Linked DNA regions of Homo sapiens: region 2 is linked to region 1. A link is a loop called in an ENCODE intact Hi-C map of the cell type or tissue named here. Cell type or tissue: mammary epithelial cell. All regions are shown on one strand. Links, peaks and the distances in the headings refer to the core of each region. The heading gives the core; the rest is flanking DNA. Region 1 overlaps LOC105372701 (a long non-coding RNA gene). Region 2 has its middle 48 kb from the start of LINC01718.

The links. A loop is a pair of places that touch in the nucleus more often than their neighbours do. Peaks named below come from ENCODE experiments on the same cell type or tissue, not always from the same donor. Only the 100,000 strongest peaks of a DNase experiment are listed, where the experiment ranks them.
Region 2: it touches region 1 in a loop (9-fold over the local background); 2 of 110 quality-filtered maps call a loop at or near these places.

What each region holds. Positions count from the first base shown.
Region 1 is chr20:61,180,962-61,191,171 of GRCh38, reverse strand. LOC105372701 (a long non-coding RNA gene) reads right to left here. Exons shown (of 3, transcript XR_936956.2): 2 at 6,970-7,185; 3 at 5,984-6,461. Among named protein-coding and RNA genes, the nearest start is that of CDH4, 66 kb to the left of the region's middle. In mammary epithelial cell, for the core only: no CTCF peak of the experiment used is centred there; DNase peaks (open chromatin) are centred at 4,921 and 5,051; H3K27ac peaks cover 2,624 bases.
Region 2 is chr20:61,122,193-61,132,402 of GRCh38, reverse strand. No RefSeq gene overlaps it. Among named protein-coding and RNA genes, the nearest start is that of LINC01718, 48 kb to the right of the region's middle. RefSeq lists an enhancer at 8,613-9,258. In mammary epithelial cell, for the core only: no CTCF peak of the experiment used is centred there; a DNase peak (open chromatin) is centred at 4,662.

The sequences.
Region 1 (10,210 bases), core at 734-8,733:
TAAAGCGGGAGGCATCACCGTAGGGCCTCCAGCCCCAGAATGTGCAAAGTTCTAGCAAGGTGGAAAGCCCCAAGAAGTCCCTCAAAGGCAACATCAGTAGGAATTAAGAAAAAAAAAAAAAGAAAATCTCAGCAAAAAGGCACTAAGGACTGTAAAGTCCACTACTAATATCCCCACATTTAAAACAAAAATCAGTTTCTCAAAAATTATATGCTTAATTTATCTTCCACTTTCCCTTCCCTCAAAACTAAAAATCTTTTAGCATGGGTACCACCCCTAACATTTCCAGTACACCAGCACCAGCCTAAAGACCATGTCTTCATCAAAAGATTAAAAAAAAAAAAACCCTCAAGCCAGCCTAGGAAGGACCCTATCTTGTGCTGCTAACCACCAAGACTGCCGTTTGCACAGCAAAAATGTAAATAAACATGTCATACCCAAGTCAAAAAGGGTCATTGCCATCAGAGTCATAGGCTATTATTCCAGGGTCAAGCCCTACCAAGTTAAAGCTAAAAAAACTTAATCTATCTTTTCTTTTTCTTTTCTTTCCGTGACTCCCCAACTTACTATTAATGTAACTAAATCTAACTCTCCTGAAGTTATTACTTTTAATGCTTGTTTAGTTATCACTCCTCCCAAACACAATAACAAGACCAAAGTTTACTATAACAAGACTATAGTTTACTATGGAGACCAAAACCTCTATAGTAAAAGTAAAACAACCTAAGGCAATAGCCATGGTCCAGCCCTGCATGACCCACAGTGAAACTCTGCAGTTTCCGTGGTCCAGCCCTGCCGGACCCATGGTCAGCCCCTGTGGTACCTGTGGCCCAGCCTTGCGGTACCTATGCTGCCGTACCTCCCGTGGCCCATTGTTTCATAAGGCAAACAATAGCAATTAAAACAAGGTATCAAAATATAAATGCCCGGCTGAAACGAATTAAATATTTTGTGCACACTCTTAATAAAAGCGACAGTCATCCTTGTGCGCACAGGAGGCCAAAGGCCGGGTTGTCCCTTTTCCACTCTAATCAACCAAACAGGAGCTGCATAGTAGCTCTTTTTCAAAATCCTGCAACCTAGGATAATAAACTGTGCCCAATTCTCTCTGCTGTTTCCTAAAGTGCAGTACCCTGCAGGTCAGCCATCATGGGCCATTCAGCCTCCATCATCCAAGACCAGTTTTACCTCGTGTCTCCAATGACAAGGGGAAAATTGGGTGTACCTTAAAGACTTAACAAAATGCAGTAAAGTCAGGCACTTCTGAGAGCTAACCCTTCAGTCCACCTTTAGCCATCCCTAAGCAAATATATGGTAGTATTAGAAAAAACCTTGACTGAACACTCGGCCAAATAATTAAAGCAGTACTTATGCTGTAGTTCAGTTAGCTATCCTTTTACCCTGGCATTTCATCAACCAAAAAAAAAAAAAAAAATGCAACATAGGCAAATAAAAAAAGCCTCAAAAGAAGCAGCCCCTTATAGATCTTTTAATTCCCATGTCTATTTAAATGCAAGTTCCCCATAAAGTACCAAATAAATGTAAAGCCAAAAATCAAATAGCTGCAGGGTTTAAGTCAATGTTGCTTTGGTAAGTAACAATTAATACAAATGTAAGTTAAATAAACTACATTCATTACAACCAGCAGCAATTTGTTAAATATATCAAAAATACTGTGGAAAAAAATAGCTAAACAATTAAAATCCACTAGTCAAATGCCCTAAAAAAAAATTTAAATATAATATTAGCAAAAAAAAGTAGTATTTGTGTTATAAGCAAAACTCAATATTGCACTTTTATCCCAAACAACACTGCTCCCAGTAAAAGCATAACAAAAGCTTGCCAGGAACTTACTGCCTTATCAAATAGGTTAACAAAAAATTCTGGCATTAACAACCCTGTTTCAAATCGGCTCAAAAAGTGGTTTGGCCAACAACAACAACAAAAAAACACAAAAAAACCCCATAGCCTCAGTCCTTAGCTCTCTAGCAACTGTAGTAAGTATATTTCTCCTTGTTAGATATTATATTATACCATACATCCAAAAGTTAAACAAATAAGCCAAGGCATATTAAAAAAAGGTTAAAAAAACTATAAAAAAAGAAAAAATTGTAGAAAATAAGAAGTTCCTCTTCAAAGTTTCCCTTCTTGTTAAAGAATAAATCATAAGTGTTATAAATAATAGTTTCTTTTAAAGACTACCTTTATGCTAGACATGCTCACAGGCCCGTAGTGCATTCTAAGTCCTTGTACTTTAGCTAAAATATCTGTGCTGGACGTGCTCACACGCATGTCTCAGCTCCCAGCCTATGCCCCTTCCTTATTTAGGAATGTTATTCCTTTTCTAAGTCCTTTGGTAAGAAGCTTCCTCTTTTCCTTTATCTTTCCATTGCTTTAACCTATTTACAAATGTTTTAAACTGTTAGCCAATCGGGTTTTAGTTTAGAGTGTAAGGTCTGTCTCCAGCCAATAAAGACAGGACACAGTAGCAAAGACAAAATGCGTAAGGAATAAACACATCTGCTTTTCCTTTCTTCCGGTCTGTTCTCACCATTATTCCGTCTGCAATGAGCACCTTTTCTGCAGAAAATAAAAATTGCTTTGCTAAAACAATTAAATTTATGTTCAAATGCTATTTCTATGTGGCACCGGGGAACAAGCATTCTATTTCTAAATAAACATTTTTACATATAACAATATTGAACAAAATAGACAAGGTTCCTAATTCACTGCCTGGCAGGAGAGGCAAACATTGATCGAATAATGGCATCAATGAACGTAATGACTACAAATTGTGGAGCGTGTGCATGTGAGGTCACAGACAGACAGTCAGGCACATGCCAAGGCCCCGGGCACTGGGAGAACACAGAGTGCTAGGGATGTGGTGGTGTCAAGGCCCAAGGGCCGAGCAGGGGCCATGGCAACTAAGTAGGTCCTTTTGGTCGCCAGCGTCAGAGCAATGGGAAGCCAGTGAGGGCTAAAAGCCAGGCAAGGGCGTGGCCAGATGTGCTGGTTTCAGGAGCCCTCTCCAGCTCGCTGGTGGGGGCAGGTGGGTCAGCGGCAGGTCCTACTGGGAAACAATCATGGTAGGGTTGATGGTGCCGAGTTTCTCTTGCGCTCCCACGTTGTGAACCTGCCACTCTGTGGTTTTGATGACTGGGGAAGTAGACAAACTGGTTCCTGCTCCCATGCTTACTTTTTGATTTTCATAAATGCAAATTAAAATATTTATCTGCTCTATAAAGACTTGGCATGTTTAAATAACCATTATCCCTTCAATGTATTCCAGGGATGTTGGAATCATTATTCTCACGGATAGAATAGGCATTAAATCCACAGGGGAGTCATTAAAAGATGGCTATTTCTCTCCGTTTGACCGAAGCAGCAGTTGTATTTATTCAGGATTTAGAAAATGGGATTCAATTAGAACTGAAACGGTGTTAAATTAAGTAATTCCTATTGTATTTGCCTGATAGACAGGGGTGGCCTGACCTGGGAGGGAAAGGGCCCCTCCCAGCAACCAGGTTCCCTCATGCCGCTGACGAGATGCCACTAACCCGGGGAGAGCCAGCTTAACCCCTTAATCACTCCCGTAGTTCCATCCGTGACATCTGAGAGCCACGCAGCTTTATTGATATGATTTGATACCTTAATAGGAATAATCTTCTTTATTCGAGTTGTCTGGAAGGGGCTTAACTTTCTCAGGGTTGCTGTCAGGTACCAGTCCTGAGGTTTGATCATGCTCCTTTTAAATAACCAGGTATTATGAAAGGATAAAACACATGGAAATGGATGCGCCAGCTGCCTTTTTTATCTCACCTTTTTACAGCGATAGAGTTTGAGATTTTCAATGACAAGGAGACTCGAGCTGTTTGGAAAGACACCGTTCTGACGCCTGCCTTGTCACAGTTAAATTCCCAGTTGCTGTCTCCCGAAGGAGTGTACGTAAGACAATTGTTATGGACCTGAATGAAGACAGAATTTGCCAGCCAATTGAAAAGCAAAATGAAGACTAATAATGATTTTAAAATCAGTAACATCCTACTCTCCCCTGCAAACAAAACAAAACAAAAAAACCCTACTGATTTTTAGTTCAGCTATCTAGACAGAACACATATTCCAAATAGCTATTACATGTCTCCGTTCTGCTGCACAGCCATGATGTAATGTAAGCATTTAGATACTACATTGGAACAAATCAACACCCACAGACATGGCTAAAACTTCACACTACTATTACAACAATTACACGCCCAAATGTGTATTCTGAAAACATAAACCTCATCCTGCATAGCAGACTGTGCTCTGCTGCATTGACTAATTTGAGATTATAGCTAGAGTGCTACGATGAAACTTCCGCTGGCCAAAAATTATACTGTCCTCCTGTAAGGTACACAATATATTTGTAGAAACTGATAGCACCAATGGCAGTGACATCTTTTCTGTTCTTAGAAAATAAATGATGGATAATTCTGGTTTGAGTGGAAAAGGCAGGAGGATGAGGGGCTTAAAGCAACTGAGACTGTGGATTTCTGTGACGGGTGTTGAAACAGAAGCATGGATTGAGACAAATGATAGGAAATGTTTGCAGCCTCTTGACAAATAGCAACCTCAATGAATTCTTCATACATGCGGAATGAGGAAGGTGGACTTGGCAGCTTTCGAAATATTTCTTCACTCACAGAAGTGGCTAAGATATGACCAACAACCCAGGAGGCACAGACGTCCCCTTTGGAATGTCTGGAAGCAGATGGTGCATCTCTGTAAGGCGTGAGGGAGCTTAGGGGCATGGGCTTGGGGCATTCAACTTAACAGAATACTGTTCACCCGGAAGGCTGACGCCAGCTCTTTGCTGATCAGGAGAAAATTCTGGAGTTCAAATGAAAGGTTATTTCCTCCAAACATATTGAGGAAGCAATAGCTCATTACATGAATTACTGTTTGCATTACATGAATTCCAGAAAACCTGAAACAGCTAGTGCTCATTCTTCAAGAATGAAGTCATCAGCTGGAATCTCGGATCAAAACCTCTATATACCAAGGAACAGGAGAAACCTTCGGAGATTTGTTGGTGAGATGGAGAATTATAAGGACAAAATGTGCTCTGTTGAGCCTGCCAAGCTTGGGTGGGTGGGATGCCTGCGTATGCAAGTGATGAGTCTCATGCGTGTGCTGCTCTGTCAAATGAAGACTCTTTTCTTAGTTCCTGGGATGCGTTTCATATATACCACTAGGGTGTTCGAGGGACAGTGTATGTCATTTAATAAGAGACATATCTCAGCTTCCTTCTGGAGGGTGAATGCCTTGAATCCCAAACAGAAAACCACAGCCTCAGCACAGTGGCTTATGCCTGTAATCCCAGCACTTTGGGAGGCTGAGGCTGGTGAATCACTTGAGCTCAGGAGTTCGAGACCAGCTTGACCAACATGGTGAAACCCTGTCTCTACTAAAAATACAAAAATCAGCCGGGCATGGTTGTGCACATCTGTAATTCCAGCTACTTGAGAGGCTGAGGCAGGAGAATCACTTGAACCTGGGAGGCAGAGGCTGCAGTGAGCTGAGATCACACCATAGCACTCCAGCCTGGGCGACAAGAGCAAAACTCCATCTCAAAAAAAAAAAAAAAAAAAGAAAAAAAGGAAAAAAAAAAAAGAAAAGAAAACCACGGCTCTTTCTTCTCTCCAGATTTACCTCCAAGCTCCGGGGCAAAGCAGGGTGTGTGGAATGCAGTGATGCATGCTGTGGCCTGAACCTTTGGTCCAGGGCTCGGTGTCCTCTGAACTGCCCTACCTTCTAATGAGGTGGCACACTTGTTACTCTTATTCATGGCCTGTAGTTTGTTCCAAAGAACCTCTCAGCTTCTCTAACGGTGACTCCACTGTGATCGCTGTCCTGCCTGAAATGGTATGCAAAGCTCGTGTTCATGTCATGAAATGCATGCAGTGACTTAGCATGATGGCAACCTTGGATCTTCGTGGTGAATACCAAGCAAACAAATGTCTTAATTGTACCCTGAGAATGGCCTTGAGTCCTGGAGATGTTATCTCCAAGAGGCTTTATTAACTTGGATGAATCCATATTACCTTCCCCCAAGAGTAGGAATTACAATAAAAGCCAAGTCTATGTAAAGAAAATAAAAATTTACAATATTGCATGAATCATGAAATGCTTCACCCACCAGGAACAAATGGCACATTTACTAAGAATGTTCAGTAAGCCTTTTCGTCTCTCCAACGCGTGGCCAGTACACCCGTATCGGGTTTGTATTCCTCTGGCAGGCACACTGAAGTGAACATTTAGAATCAGTTCCTACAGTGGACAGGCAACGAACACTATTTTGCAGTGTCTTCATTTGTGAAATCATTGACTGGGAAATGATGTTCCAAGTTATTGGCAGGAGTGCTGATCAATAGATATCCAATTTATTTGCCCACGTCCGGCCAATTCCTGAAAGATGGGTCCTTGAAAGATAAGAAATCAGATTATGTCTTGTGGTAATAATAATAACAACAACGACAACAACAAATAATAATAGTTATATGCTTGCCTTGGGCTACACTTTGCATGTTATCTCATGGAATGCTTGCAATGTAAAAGTCAGTATTCTAATTTTATAAATTAGGCTTAGTGACCAAATAACTTTTCCGACACACACAGAGGAGCACCCAGATTTGAACTCCTCACCCGTTAATGGCTGTTATTTAGTGGCTTCTCAGCAGTTAAGCCAGCACGCATCCATCATTACCTGAGTGCCGGGCAGTGTGCCAAGCATGCTATGCAGCCTGCCACCGCACTCGGGGTGTGTGGAATGACCCGCTGCATGCCAATAAGGCATGTCAGATCAATTGCACGTCAATAAGCCAGAGCAGCCATCACAGAGTGGATGGTTTCTGAAGCCTGTTTTCTCCCAGATGTGTAGACCAGTCCTCTGGGAAGGAATCTTGTAACAGTGACAGGGCTCTAGGCTACCTCGGAACTTCCTCCTGGCCTCAAATGTAAGAATTGGGAAACAATCTTCAAAGAGCTTGTTTTCCATCCCAAAGGCATCTTCAGTGGGGCACCTCGGGGTCTACATCAGGGGAGGAGGGCAAAGCCAAGGTCGACTGCCCACTTCTCAACTGCTTCACCCGCTGGATACCCCATTGTCAGGCTAAGAAGTAGGCACCATGTAGGGCTGAACCTTCCCTAGAAAAGAAATGACAACAACAACAACAAAATCAGTTTCCTAACTGCGTGGCTCCAGTCTTTCACTGGCGATTTAAATTATATAGCGTTTCTATTATAAACTCCGAAGGATGGCTTCATCGTAGCCACCCCTTGAAAAATCAGTCAAACTTAGATAATAATAGGAAAGTTGAAAGTAGAACGATAAAGACTTTTTCTAACACCTTTTCCCCATTCAAGTTAAATGACACTTTTGTTTACTTGGTTCAGGGAAAATTCCAGTTGCATTGTGAGCTTTTTAGAAGAATGAGAAATTGATTTTCTCCTCATACAGCATGGAGCACACAAACTCTTATAATCTTTATATAATCTTTACAATGATATATAAAGAAAGCCACCTCTGCATATAAATTCATCGGGGCCTGGAAAGTCTGCGTTTTTCAACTGCTCAGCCATATCCTGGTAAACCCTACTGGCCTATTAGGGAAGATAGTTCACTCATATTCGGGGTCCTCTTGCACAAGAAGTCTCAAAATCAAGTGTCCTGGGGTCAGGGTGTGTGAGGAAGCAGAATTCACTGGGTGTGCAGAGCAGAGAAAGAAAAACCCCCTTCTCCCGTTCTCTGTAGCTATAGCCAATTCCAGTGGTGTGGGAAGGTAGCCACAGAGCTATTAGATCTGAAATTTCTATGAAAAGCCAGGAATTCTTTTTTTATATTTAAGTGAAATCGCCTAAGTTTTAAATATCAGCAGGTCATTAAAAAATGAAAAAGGCAAAAAGCACTGTGAAAGTGAAGCACAACGAACCAGCGGGCCGCCCCTTGCTGGCAGGCTGGGGACCCTGGCTTGTTCCTTGATCACGTTGGACCCAAACACTTCCTTGAGCTGCATCCTTGACAGGTTAATTACTCTGAGCGCCTGCCCTGGACAGCGTGGCTTTTATATTCACACATTTTACCTTGTTTCTGCTAATACTTCATTACCTCATTTATGGCTTTGCCTCATGATCTGCTGTCACCCAAATTGTGATATCAGCAGCCTGATTTGACAGGTTATCTCAGGACCTGCTCACATTATTATTCGACTTGCTTTTGGTTCTGTTTTGCAATACTTTATATGCACACACAGACATACTGGGAGATTTAAATGCATTCAGCACCAAGCATTGTATTTAATAGAGTGATTGCTTAGTGCCCTTTGAAACAATTGCATTTAAAATGCATCGTTCTTTTATTTACTTGTTGGGTGTGCACTCTCTACTTGATGCTAATATTACTTGACTTATCATTCAATCAATAATTCCAGAGAACGATTGGTTTCCTTAAACTCTCCTGCAAATGTCCTTAATTTCCTTGCTTTAATTCCCAGAGTCATTCTTATTACCTCCCCAACCTACAGAGGCTGCAGCTTTATGGCTTGTGGCTGTTGATTGAGAGGGCCCCACACCAAATGCTAAAGATAATTCAAGCTTGTGTGTTGCAGTAGGTCCATAGCTTCTACCCTCTTTACATTCCATTTTTAATCCTTCATTGGAAGCTATTTAATTTGTGCACCCCAGAGTAACCTCATTTTAAATTCATGGGCTGTCATTTAAAAAATTAATCAAGCCATATATGTTTCTAAATATATAATAAACATCCATACTATATGGGATGCAGAGGAATTTAGAAAAATATTTCCTATAAATTTTCCATGAGGATCATGGTAGAACTAGAAACACAGAATGCCAGTGGCAAATGCTTTTTCTAGCAATTTGTTTTTACAAATAAAAGACGTGCTCTCGAAATTGGATATTAACAGTGGTACACTGGAAATTGACATGAGCCATGTTTTCACAGAGTGTTGTTAGGTTCCCTGATGCCAGACAAAAGTTGGCTCCGTGAAAATCCATGATTTTATTAATATATACAGGACCTAGATCCTCACCCTGCTTAGAGGTTTTTTAATGAGGTCAATGCTGAAAACATGGGGTTTTGAAAAAAGTTGAATAAATGGCATGTCAGTTCTGTTAAATCATGCTTGGTTATACATTTTTTCCTTTTTCTCCTCAAATATAGCAAGCTAAATGGCCACAGCACTCAGACATCATGTGATCTTGTTAAGATGGGCTACTCGCCCCTCAATAAAGTCACAAAAATGAGGTTGAACAGTGCTCTCTCCTGATACCACACACATGTCCAGATGTCGAGGTATCTATGTGGGGCTTGTCTCCGTGACACACAAGATCATGATGCTCATTAGTGCCACAATTGGTATAATATTAACTTTCGGAGCTACTGAAAGATCTAATTAGATGGAATGAGTGATTTTTAAACACTTCAGGCTGTGATGACACTCACTTTGCAAAATAAATTAAGCTTCCACGCATGAATCTGGGCCTAGTGGGTTGGAAGAAAAAATGCAGCCCTGTCTTTGTCTGATGCAGTTGCTTCTGTAATTCTCATTGTGAAGACTAAAGCACATTTTGTTGTTGTACAGGGTGAGTGGGAGAACCCCGTGAAGTTCATAGATAGTTCTAGACCATATTATTTAGTTACTAAGTCTTAATTGGAATATTTTATTCTTCTAAAATAGGAGGGAAAAATGGCTAGCTTATGGGAACTCCAACATTAATCCCCTTCTTTCTGTATTTCTTTTCTTTTCTTTTTTTTTTTTTTTTTGAGATGGTGTCTGGCTCTATCGCCAGGCTGGAGTGCGGTGGCGTGATCTCGGCTCACTGCAACCTCCGCCTCTCAGGTTCGAGAGATTCCCCTGCCTCAGACTCCCAAGTAGCTGGAACTACAGGTGCGCGCCATCATGCATGGCTAATTTTTTGTATTTTAGTAGAGACAGGGTTTTACCATGTTTGCCAGGATGGTCTCGATCTCCTGACCTCGTGATCCACCTGCCTTGGCCTCCCAAAGTGCTGGGATACAGGCGTGAGCCACTGCACCTGGCCCTTCTTTCTATATTTCTAATTGGCTATTTCGAAGGCAAGATATGTTGTATCCTGTTCACAAATTCAGCAAGGTGAGAAGTAATGTGTCATGATTTAGTGTCTTCTTGAA
Region 2 (10,210 bases), core at 954-8,953, 59 kb after region 1:
TCCAAGTAACCAAAAATCCACCTGTACCCCAAAAACTGTTGAGATAAAACAATTATAAAAAGAGGTAAATTACATTGTATGTAAATGGCAGAGTGCTGTGGAAAACAATAAAGTGTGAGAAGGGAGGCAGGGAGGGCCGGGCTGGGTCTTAATTTTAAGGAATGTTCATCAAAAAGGCGGCACTAGCTGCGGGTTGTGGCTTACACCTGTAGTCACTGCTACTCGGGAGGCTGAAGTGGGAGGATCGATTGAGTCCAGAAGGTTGAGGCTGCAGTGACGTCTGATAACGTCACTGCACTCCAGCCTGGGTGACAGAGCAAGCCCTTGTATTTAAAAAAAGACATCACAGAGAAGGGGACATTAGAGCCAAAACTGATAAAGAAGGTGTAGGGTTAGATGTGCGGATATTCCCGCCACCCTGGAGATAAAGACCAGCAGCCTTAACACTGTCAGAAAGTCCAGGTGGCATGGCATCTGCTAGCCCCCATCCCAGCCGTGTGCGTCTCCCCCAACATGCCCTGGTACTCAGCATTCCAGTCCCACCTGCCATTCTGCAGACCTGCCACGCCCCCTTCATGGGATGTAGCCTTTCCTGTCTCTGACTCCTCCTCATTGCCAAACACTTGGCCACCCCTTCCCAGCTCAAGCGTCACATTCTAGATGGGTTGGCTCTTCCTGTTAGATCGCCAGGCCCATACGTAGGCCAAGCTCTCAAGCCACCCTTCATGTTTCTTTCACAGTGCTTATCACAAGTTGTAATTAGACATTATTTATTATTTGGGGCATCAGCTGATGAATGTTGGAGCTCCATGAGGTCAGAGGTGGCTCAGCCTTCTTGTCTACAGCAGCGGGCAGCCCACAGCCTGAACGTGGCTCAATGCCTCAGTGCAAGAAGGCCTCAGCTTTGGGGGCACACATCTGCCTTCATGGTCAGAAGGTGAACTGCAGGGCAGGGCAGCGACTTCTTTACCTTGGCACAGTTGAGAAGATCCTGGCCCTGAAAAATGCTGGAATAGTTCTGCGGGGTGCGAGGGCTGAGGAATCCACTTGTGGGCAAGGAGGGGTGAGTATGAAGGAGGTGATAAACCAGTGCCCAGAACAGAGGCAGTGTTCAGCCCAGCCTGTGTTGTGACACTGAATTGCATTTTAGACCCAGCCTCCTGCTTTAATTCTCGATTGTTTCTGGGTCTCTGACAATGCTTTTGTCCCTTGACTCAATCACCATTCCCAACAGACAGGTGCTCTGTCTGCCTCAGTTTAAGAGAGCCCAAGTCCACCCGAATGCCATCTGTGTCTTGATGGGATATAAAGTGCCTTTTGCTCGGAGTCTATCATCCTTCTGTGAGGCCAGGGGGCCGTTCTCATGCATGACATTGAGAGTGGCCTCTGCCTGCTGCCATGTACCTAAGAAGGTCTAAGTCGTGGACGCTTCCCAAGGGCACCACCTCTTTCTCCCACTCTGGGTTTCCACAGGGTCAAGACGTTCATTTGTTCACCCAGCATAGATTTGGGGAGCTTCTCTGCACATTCAGCACTGTGCAAGGTGGAGGGTTGGGGGCTCTCATGGCGGTCATGGCCACTCCCTGCGTGGACCACCATGGTAGTGGTTGCTGAGTGGACTGGAGGGGCAATTCACATGTTAGCCAAAAATGAGGTCTTGTCAGACAGGTGCTGTGAAAAACAAAGAAATAAGGAATAAAGTAGGGTCAAGAAATACAGGGTGACTCCCAGGAGGGCAGCTGTGAGTGCCGAGAGCTCAGTGGGTCTCTGGGGCCCTGCAAAATGCAGGAACAGTTCTGTAGGGTACCGGGGCTGAAGAATCCACTGTGGGCAAGGAGGGGAGTGTATGAAGGAGGTTATAAACCAGACGGGGGCGAGACTAGGTAGGAAGGTCAGGACAAACAAAGTATTGACATTTTATCTTAAGACAAGACTAGGGAGGGACCATCCCAAAGCCTGTACCTCCCCAGCATGAACTGGTTTCTCAGCTGCTAACTGCATGCTGGCCCATCTGTTCCTTGTCTGTTCCTCCGAGAGGCTGGAGCTGAGGGTAGGTGCGCGGGGAGCGGGTGAGGATTCTGGGGCTCAGGGGCTGGCAGCTCAGGGCCAACACAGGCTTCCTGGGAGAGGCATCAGGACACTGAGTTGGGAAAAGCTCCTGCCCAAGGCCAATTCTAGGAACCTTTCTCTTCTTCTACGGGTGACAGCATTGGGTTCCAAAGGTCTTGTGAGCTGATTTCCCACACTGTTCCGCAGAGATGCAGTAGCTTCCTACAAAGTGCCATGTGGTGTGTTTGATACACACGTAGATACGGTCCACAGAACATTCACTGTAAGATGCGTCTTTGTTTAAAGCAAAGTTTCCCTGGAGCACCTGGCTGTCTTTACAGTTATGCATACTTTAAGTGCTAACAAATTAAACACTTTTTTTGAAGATGGAATGAGCACACACAGCAGACTTTATACCAGTCACCTGCGTGTTTGCCTGGGAAATGAGGATGAGTGGGAGCTAGCCAGGTAGGTAGTTAGCATGGGAAACTACCATAGGAGGGTGGGTGCTTCAGGGGTGGAGACTGAGTGATGAACAGTGAGAAGTCCATGCAGGTATTTAGATAGCTTATTTCGGCTGTGGCAGGGGTCCCCGGGAAGCACTGTGTGGTCTGTAACTTCTAAGCCATTCCTTTTCTCATCACCGCAGGAAAGGAGATGCTGTCATTTAAAGATGTCCTGGGGTGGTTTGAAATTTCACACTGTTTTTATTACTTCATTAGAAGAGTGTCTTATGACGCCGTCGGAAGACAACACTGGCAGAGTTGAGAAATGCCAGCTCGCTCCCTTCCTGCCCTGCCATATTTTCAATATGCAAATCAGTCTTCAGCATGTGCTTCAGAGATAATTAGAATGACTGGGTTTGGGATCTGCCTGTACCGTCCTCGATGAGGCAGTGTTTATCTGGCAGGGCTGGGCTGCTGGGTGCAGGGGACTTGCGGCTGAGAGACGGAAGTGTGGTGGGGGGCGCGTATCTGGGGCTGCTTTCCCTTTGCACATGTCTAAGGACCTCTGCCGCTCTTTTCTGTTAACTTGGAAGGCTGTGGACGATTGTTCTTGTGGGCTGAGTTCTTGGGTGGGGATTTTGCGATGGATAAAACTTGGCCTCGTTTTCATGAGGACTTTTTAGAACTCACAGCTCGTCACTGACAGCCACATCTTAATTCCTCCATTCTCATGGCATTATCAGGGTCTGAAGAAAGGGCAGAATCAGATGTGGATTCCCGCCTGCAGAGCGGGATTGTGGTGGGCACTGGCTCTGTGAGGTCCAGGCAGTGGGACGCCCGTGGGTCGCTGGGCATCTGTGATCCCTGGCTGTGCTCATGTGTAGGGAAGTGCAGGCTGAGTTCAACCCCCACAGCATGTTTGAAGATGGAATGAGCTCTGCCCCACACTCTCCCTCTTCCATCTCTGCCATCAAACACCCTGGCCCTCTGCCGTCTGCCTCATTGCAGCCACAGCACCTGCAGGCAGTCACCTTTAGAAGCAAGGCGTACAGAGCTGGGCACTGCCAACGAGACCAGCTGCTATGACCGAGAGGACTCACACACGTCCCCCCCCATCCTCCTGCACTCGGGGCTGTTTATGGCCCATCCCCATCACAAGCTCCAGGACAGACCCTTGGGGTCTCATTCACCCTGCCTCACCTACTCCATGTGCCCAGACCTAGGCCCAGTGCAGTTAAAGAAGATGAATAAATCCTGGAGGTGTAATGTATAGCATGAGGTCTAATAATATTACATTGTATATGGAAATTTTGCTGAGAGTAGATTTTAGGGGCCCTTACTACACACACACACACACACACACACACACACACACACACACACACGCATGGTAACTATGGAAAGTGGTGTAGATACTAATTGGCTTGATGGCAATAACCATTGCACTATAGATATTTATGTAAAGCTTCACGTTGCCCACCTTCAATATGCAGAATCAAACAAGGAAGATTAGGAATTAGGACCTGTGTTATTTTTCTGTGGCTGCCTTAATCATAGGACAGTCTGGGTGGCTTAAAACAACATAAATGGGCTGGGCACAGCGGCTCACGCCTGTAATCCCAGCACTTTGGGAGGCTGAGATGGGCGGATCACGAGGTCAGGAGATTGAGACCATCCTGGCTAACACAGTGAAACCCTGTCTCTGCTAAAAATACAAAAAATTAGCCGGGTGTGGTGGTGGGTGCCTATAGTCCCAGCTACTCAGGAGGCTGAGGCAGGAGAATGGCGTGAACCTGGGAGGCGCAGCTTGCAATGAGCCGAGATCGTGCCACTGCACTCCAGCCTGGGTGACAGAGCGAGACTCCGTCTCGAAAAAACAAAACAAAACAAAACAAAACAAAACAAACAAACAAAAACAGAAATGGAATCTCTCCCAGTTCTGGAGGCCAGACACCTGAGGTCAAGGTGTGGGCAGGGCCCGCTCCCTCCGTAGGCTCTAGGGCGGGTCCTTCCTGCCTCCCCCTTCTTCCGGCAGCTTGGGCAGCTCCTGGGCTCCTGGCAGCATCACTGCAGCCTCTGTCCGCGTGGCCACATAGCCCCTGCTCTGTGTGTTTCTCACAGCCTCTCATCTCATTCCTGACAAGTTACTGGATTCAGGACACACCCTAAATCCAGGATGATCTCATCTTGAGACTCTTGACTTCATCACATCTGCAAAGGCTGATTTCCAAATAAGGACCCATGCACAAGTTCTGGGGCTGGAACTTGAACATATCTTTTGGGAGGCCACTGTTCAACCCAGTAGAGATTCCTAGACTGGGTGGGGGTGGTGCTGGGGTGATGACACTCAGGGGCATCCATACGCAGGGCCAGGTGGGGAGAGAAGACGCAGCCTCATGGGCACCTCGGGGTGGTCTTTGGCATCAGTATGGTGAGCACCCACTGGACTCCGCTAAGCCCCTCTTCTTTCATAGGAAACCCAGACATCTGGGAAAGTCGGGGCTGAGTGGTTTTATTCAGCATGTTTCCTTGTTACCTCATCTACTATACATGGATGACCAATTTTCCAGGAATTAGAATAAAATGCACTTAACACTAAAGCTATTTTAAAACTTAATTTCAATTAAGTTCCTTATGAATATCAATTATCACTGTATGGTATGATCGCTAGTTAATAAGGATTTCCAGTTGATAGAATGGCAAATTAAGCGGCTTTATTGTACTCAGCACGGGGCCACTTTGAAAGGTGCATCGCTCCACGTGCTTTTAGGGAGACGGCACAGACCACGGATCCAGGTGTGGCTTCCCGTGAGGGCTGGCACGTGCTCTGCTCCTGCAACTGTGGGCCAACACTCACCTGGCCTGGCCTCGATGGCCTCATCTGTAGGTGACACAGTGACAGCCTCAGCAAGCGCAGGTTGCCAGGATAACAGAACAGAACAGCTAAGGTGTGCTGCCCTTCCCAGGAGCCATCAGAAATAGGCGCTCTTTTTACCCCCATTGTAGAACAGTGCCGTTTCAGATGAGGAAGTCTCTTGCCCAGAGTGCTCCACAGGTGGGCGTCAGGCTCTTACCCACCACGGGTAGACTTGGGGAGGCTCTGTGTCCCCAACGCTCCCTGAAGCTTCTCCCAAGCTAGAAGCGCATTCATCCTTAGGAGCCCCCCACCCTCCAGGTCCTGCCCAGAGCACAGACATTGCAGGTAAAATCAACACAGAGAGAGCGAAGGGACAGCAGTCAGTGTTGACCAACATCTGGGATCCTTGGGCCTCCCCTGGCAGCTTCGTGCTCATGGGACACACCCTGCATAGGGTGGTGGCTCATCCCTGACACTCCCTGGACACTAAGAGGCAAATTGCTGCCCAAAAGCCCTGGGATAATTTGTTCACCTGCTGCCGGGGTTTCACAGCCAAGGCCCTGAGTTCGTTCGTTCTTTATTTTATTAATTAATTAATTAATTAATTAATTTATTTATTTATTTTTAGTAGAGATGGGGTTTCACCATGTTGGCCGGGCTGGCCTCAAACTCCTGACCTCAAGTGGTCCACTCTACTCGGCCTCTCAAAGTGCTGGGATGACGTAGACCTGAGCCACTGCGCTCGGCCTCCAGCTTGTAAATTGAGTCCTTTTATTTTCATATGTCCTACTTTTTGTTCTCAATGCTTATTTTTTTTTTCCCTTGGTCATACCTGCTATGTTGTGTTGATTTGTCTTTAAGAAACAAAAACATCTTGTGGTTTTCATCGATCAGCAATTTTGTTTTCCTATTTTATTATTTCTTTCTATGATTTCCCTCAGGGTTGGAAAGAGGGGCCCGCTTTTCCTGAGTGCATGGGTGGGAACTGACACGTAAACATACCCATGGCAAAGCAAGCTCTGTGTGTGTCCAATCTGGAGCCACTCATCTGAGCCCAGGCCGCCCCTCCTGCCGTGGCCGTGTGGAGACGGGACTTCAATCCTGCTTCTAGGGACGGCGAGGGTGAGATGGTAAGGATACTTGGAACGTGGCCTTTCAGTGTCTGACCCATGAAGGGGGCATGAGCAAGTTTCCAGAGTAACAATTTAGATGTCTTGCTTGGAATTAATATCTTGCAGCTCTTAAAGCCCTGGGAAAAGTTGAGTATTAGTCAGGTATTTAGTTGCTAAGAGACCGGTAGAGAAGCAGGCGGCCCGGCTTGGAGAAGATTCTAGCAGTGCCGGATCCTGCAGGGTTTGAAATGTTTGATTTGTGGAGAACAAAGCTCCTTCTCCCCAACCCCCCAATTTGTTTTTAAACAAAGAGTGGGTCTCCAATTTCTTGTCATGGTTCCCTTGTTCTGTACTCAGCCTCCTTGAATATGAAAACCAAGCCTAGATTTTCCTGTCTTAACCCTCGGGGAAGGGGCTTCTTGGGGTCTTGGCTCAGCATACCTGGTCACCCTTCTCCTTCCCCTCCCCCTGGTGGGGCCCATTTGCCATATTCCCACCACCTGATCTCACACCTGGCCACAGCTGGTTGGACCATGGTGTGAACACACGATCCAAGTTGGGACAGATTCTGTGTCCTGGGAATTTGGACCTGGCTCTGAGGGATTCTTGTATAAGTGTCTCTCCAGCACAACAGGACGCCGACTGAGGGACCAGGGGCCATGGTGCGTACCGCCATTGGAATGGGCAGCAGAGACAGCCACAGAGGGGCCAAGCGTGGCTTGGAAGCTAAGAGAGGCTGGTGGTGTTGCCTCTTTCTGCCCGCCACCCCTTTCCTGGGCCTGCGCCTCTGACCTGGGCCTCATGAGATGCGGGGTCCTTTGTATGAACCCTCCTTCTCCTGGCTTACACTAGCTCAAGTTGTCTTCTATTTCTTGCAACCAAAAATATCCCAATTAATCCCTTTCTGTTGCTGGAGTACACTCAGAGACACATTTGCATCTCCCCCCCTTTTCCCCAGGGACCTCGATATGCAGAGTCTTCGTTTTCAAACATCCTCTGAGTCTTAAAACCTGGACTTGCAGCCTCTGTGCCGCTTCCATTCGGGGTTCTCAGAAATCCAGGTTAATCCCCTTCTATTTCTCATTACCTGGCAGACCTCTGGGACTCCCCACCAGAGCCCTTCCTGGCGGATGAGGTGCCATCTTGCCAAAGATGGGGATCGCCAGCTATTTTTTGGAAATGTAGGTTGATTATAACTCAGGGTGTTTTGATGTTAAGCTACAGTTTAGGGCATATTTTAGCAGAGTTAGGCTTGGGCCTCACTGGGATCTCAGTCCTGGCTCCACTATTAACTGGGTACATAGCCCTGAGCACATTATTGAATCTTTTTAAATCCTCAATTTCCATATCTATAAATTGGGGAAAATAATATTTTCTGTTTTGAAAATTACAGGAGGGGTTCTATTGTTAGGAGTTGAATTGTGCTCTCCTAAAATTTGTATGTTGAAGTCCTAACCTCCAGCATCTCAGAATGTGACCTTATTTGGAGACAGGGCCTTTACCAAGTTAAAACGAGGTCACTAGGGTGGGCCCCAATCCAATATGACCAGTGTCCTTAATACAAGGGGAAACTCGCTTGTATTAAGGGGAACACACACAGGAAAACGCCATGTGAAGATGAAGGTGGGGATCAGGGTGAGGCTTCCTCAAGCCAAGGAAGAGCAAAGATTGCCAGCAACTACTGGAAGCTGGAGAGAGGCCTGGAGCGGAGCCTCCCTCACAGCGCAGGAGGAACCGGCCCTGCAGACACCTTGGCTTCAGACCCCTGGTCCCCAGAACTGTGAGACGATGCAGCCCTGCTGTTTATGCTCCAGTCTGTGGGCCTTTGTTGCAGCAGTCCCGGAGAGGAAAGCGTCCATGTAAAGTGCTCTGCAGGGATGGGTGTGTGGCCAAGGATCTTGGCAGGTATTGTCACTGCCTCCCCCAGTGTCCCCTTCCTTTGGGCGGTCTCCTTGGGCTGCCTTACATTCAGAACCTCCGTGGCCGAGCCAGCCCTGCCTCTAAGCTCCTGCTGCGAACCGCCACTCTCCTGCCTGGGAGATGCCTTCCGTGGAGCCCGGCACAGCATGGGTGGCTGGAGCCTAGAAGGCCAGAGGCTCCTGGGCCACGAGGGCCCCCAGTTGAGCTCAGTGCATTTCTGGAGGCTCAGCAGGCCCTGAGTGCCCTTCTCCACACTGTGCCCATGGAACCCCCATCTGGAGCTGCGCCCCCCTCACAAGTGAAGCAAGGCACAGAGCAGATGAGAATGCAAGGTCCTGGCCTGGTGTTTTCTGTTGGTGAGGTCAGGGCAGCCTCTGCGGGACTGGCTGGTGGGAGAAACAAGGCCCAGAGTCCAGCAGGTTCTCTACCCTCTGCCCTGGAGCCAGGGAGGGCTGAGCCTCAGCTTCCCCCTGCCTGTGGCCTTGATGTGATCCACTGTCTCCTCCAGCCCTGCCGCCCTGCCCCGAGGCCATCCTGAGGTCCTTGTCAAGTGTGGTCTGGAGGCTCCACTCTGCATCCAGGCGGGAGGGCAGGGCCCACCCTGGCCAGTGCTGCCACTCCCGCCTCAGTCAGGGCTGGCACGAGAGGGCAGGACTCCAGTCCCTGATGCTTCTGTGTGTTTTTCCTTCACCACTTGTCACTTGGGACTCCTGGGCTGGAGGGACGTGCAGGGTGGCTGCTCTGTTCCTCTCCTGTCCCCTTTCCAGGGATCAGGTACTGACTCCATTTGTGCCCAAGCACGTCGTCCCCTCCCCTGCATGCCTTTTTTCCTACTCCTCATCCCTCTAACTCCTGCCTGCTGGCTTCTCCCTCCTGGCAGCTCACCCAATTGCGCGGAGGTTAATGATGCTTTGTGAAGATGTTTCGCATCTCCCCAGAGTCAAAGCAGCCATCATGTAGGCCGTCATCATGGTGACGGTGTAAACAAGGTGGGTTTCACAGTGTTCCCTCTCTGATTACTGAGGCTCTCACTGGGACGGTGTACTCTAAGATCAAGCCGCTTTACAGTGAGACACACAAAGACAAGCTCAAGTCCATCCTCCCCCAGATCCACCAAGGTGGCCCTCGGTCCAAGTAATTTTACGAACAGGAGTTTCTATTTCAGAAATCTTCCCGAGAGAAAACTCTAGAAAGTTCAAAACCCCAAAGAATTCTCCAACAACTAAAAAAAAAAACGAGCAAGTTTAACCGTTTCAACCATTTTCATTCTCCTTGTTGCTAAAATGTACAACTCCTAAATGATTACTTAAAAAACAAAACAAAACACCTTTTGGCAAGGAAAACAATAAATTCCCTAAATAATAATGTGTTTGTCCCTGCCACAAAGGGAGCATAAGTGTGTACACATGATGATATTTCCAGATGTGGAATTTCAATTAATTAGACAGAGGGTTCTCTGGGGTCAGCGTCAGTGTAGTCAGCTGAAAAAATATCTCCCAAGGATGTTCACATCCTCATCCCTGAAACCCATGACGATGTCACCTTACTTGGCAACAGGAACTCTGCAGGTGGGATTAAGGATCTTGAGATGGGACATCATCCTGGATCATTTAGGTGGTCCCAGTGTCCTCATAGGGTTCTTATGAGATGGGGCAGGAAGGTCAGAGTCAGGGAGAGATTGGAAGATGCTGACTTTGAAGATGGAGGAAGAGGCCAGGAACCAAGGAGTGCAGGCGGCCGCTAGACTCTGGAAAAGGCAGGAAACGGATTCTCCTGCAGAGCCTCCGATGTAACACAGCTCTGCCCACACCTTGATTTTGGACATG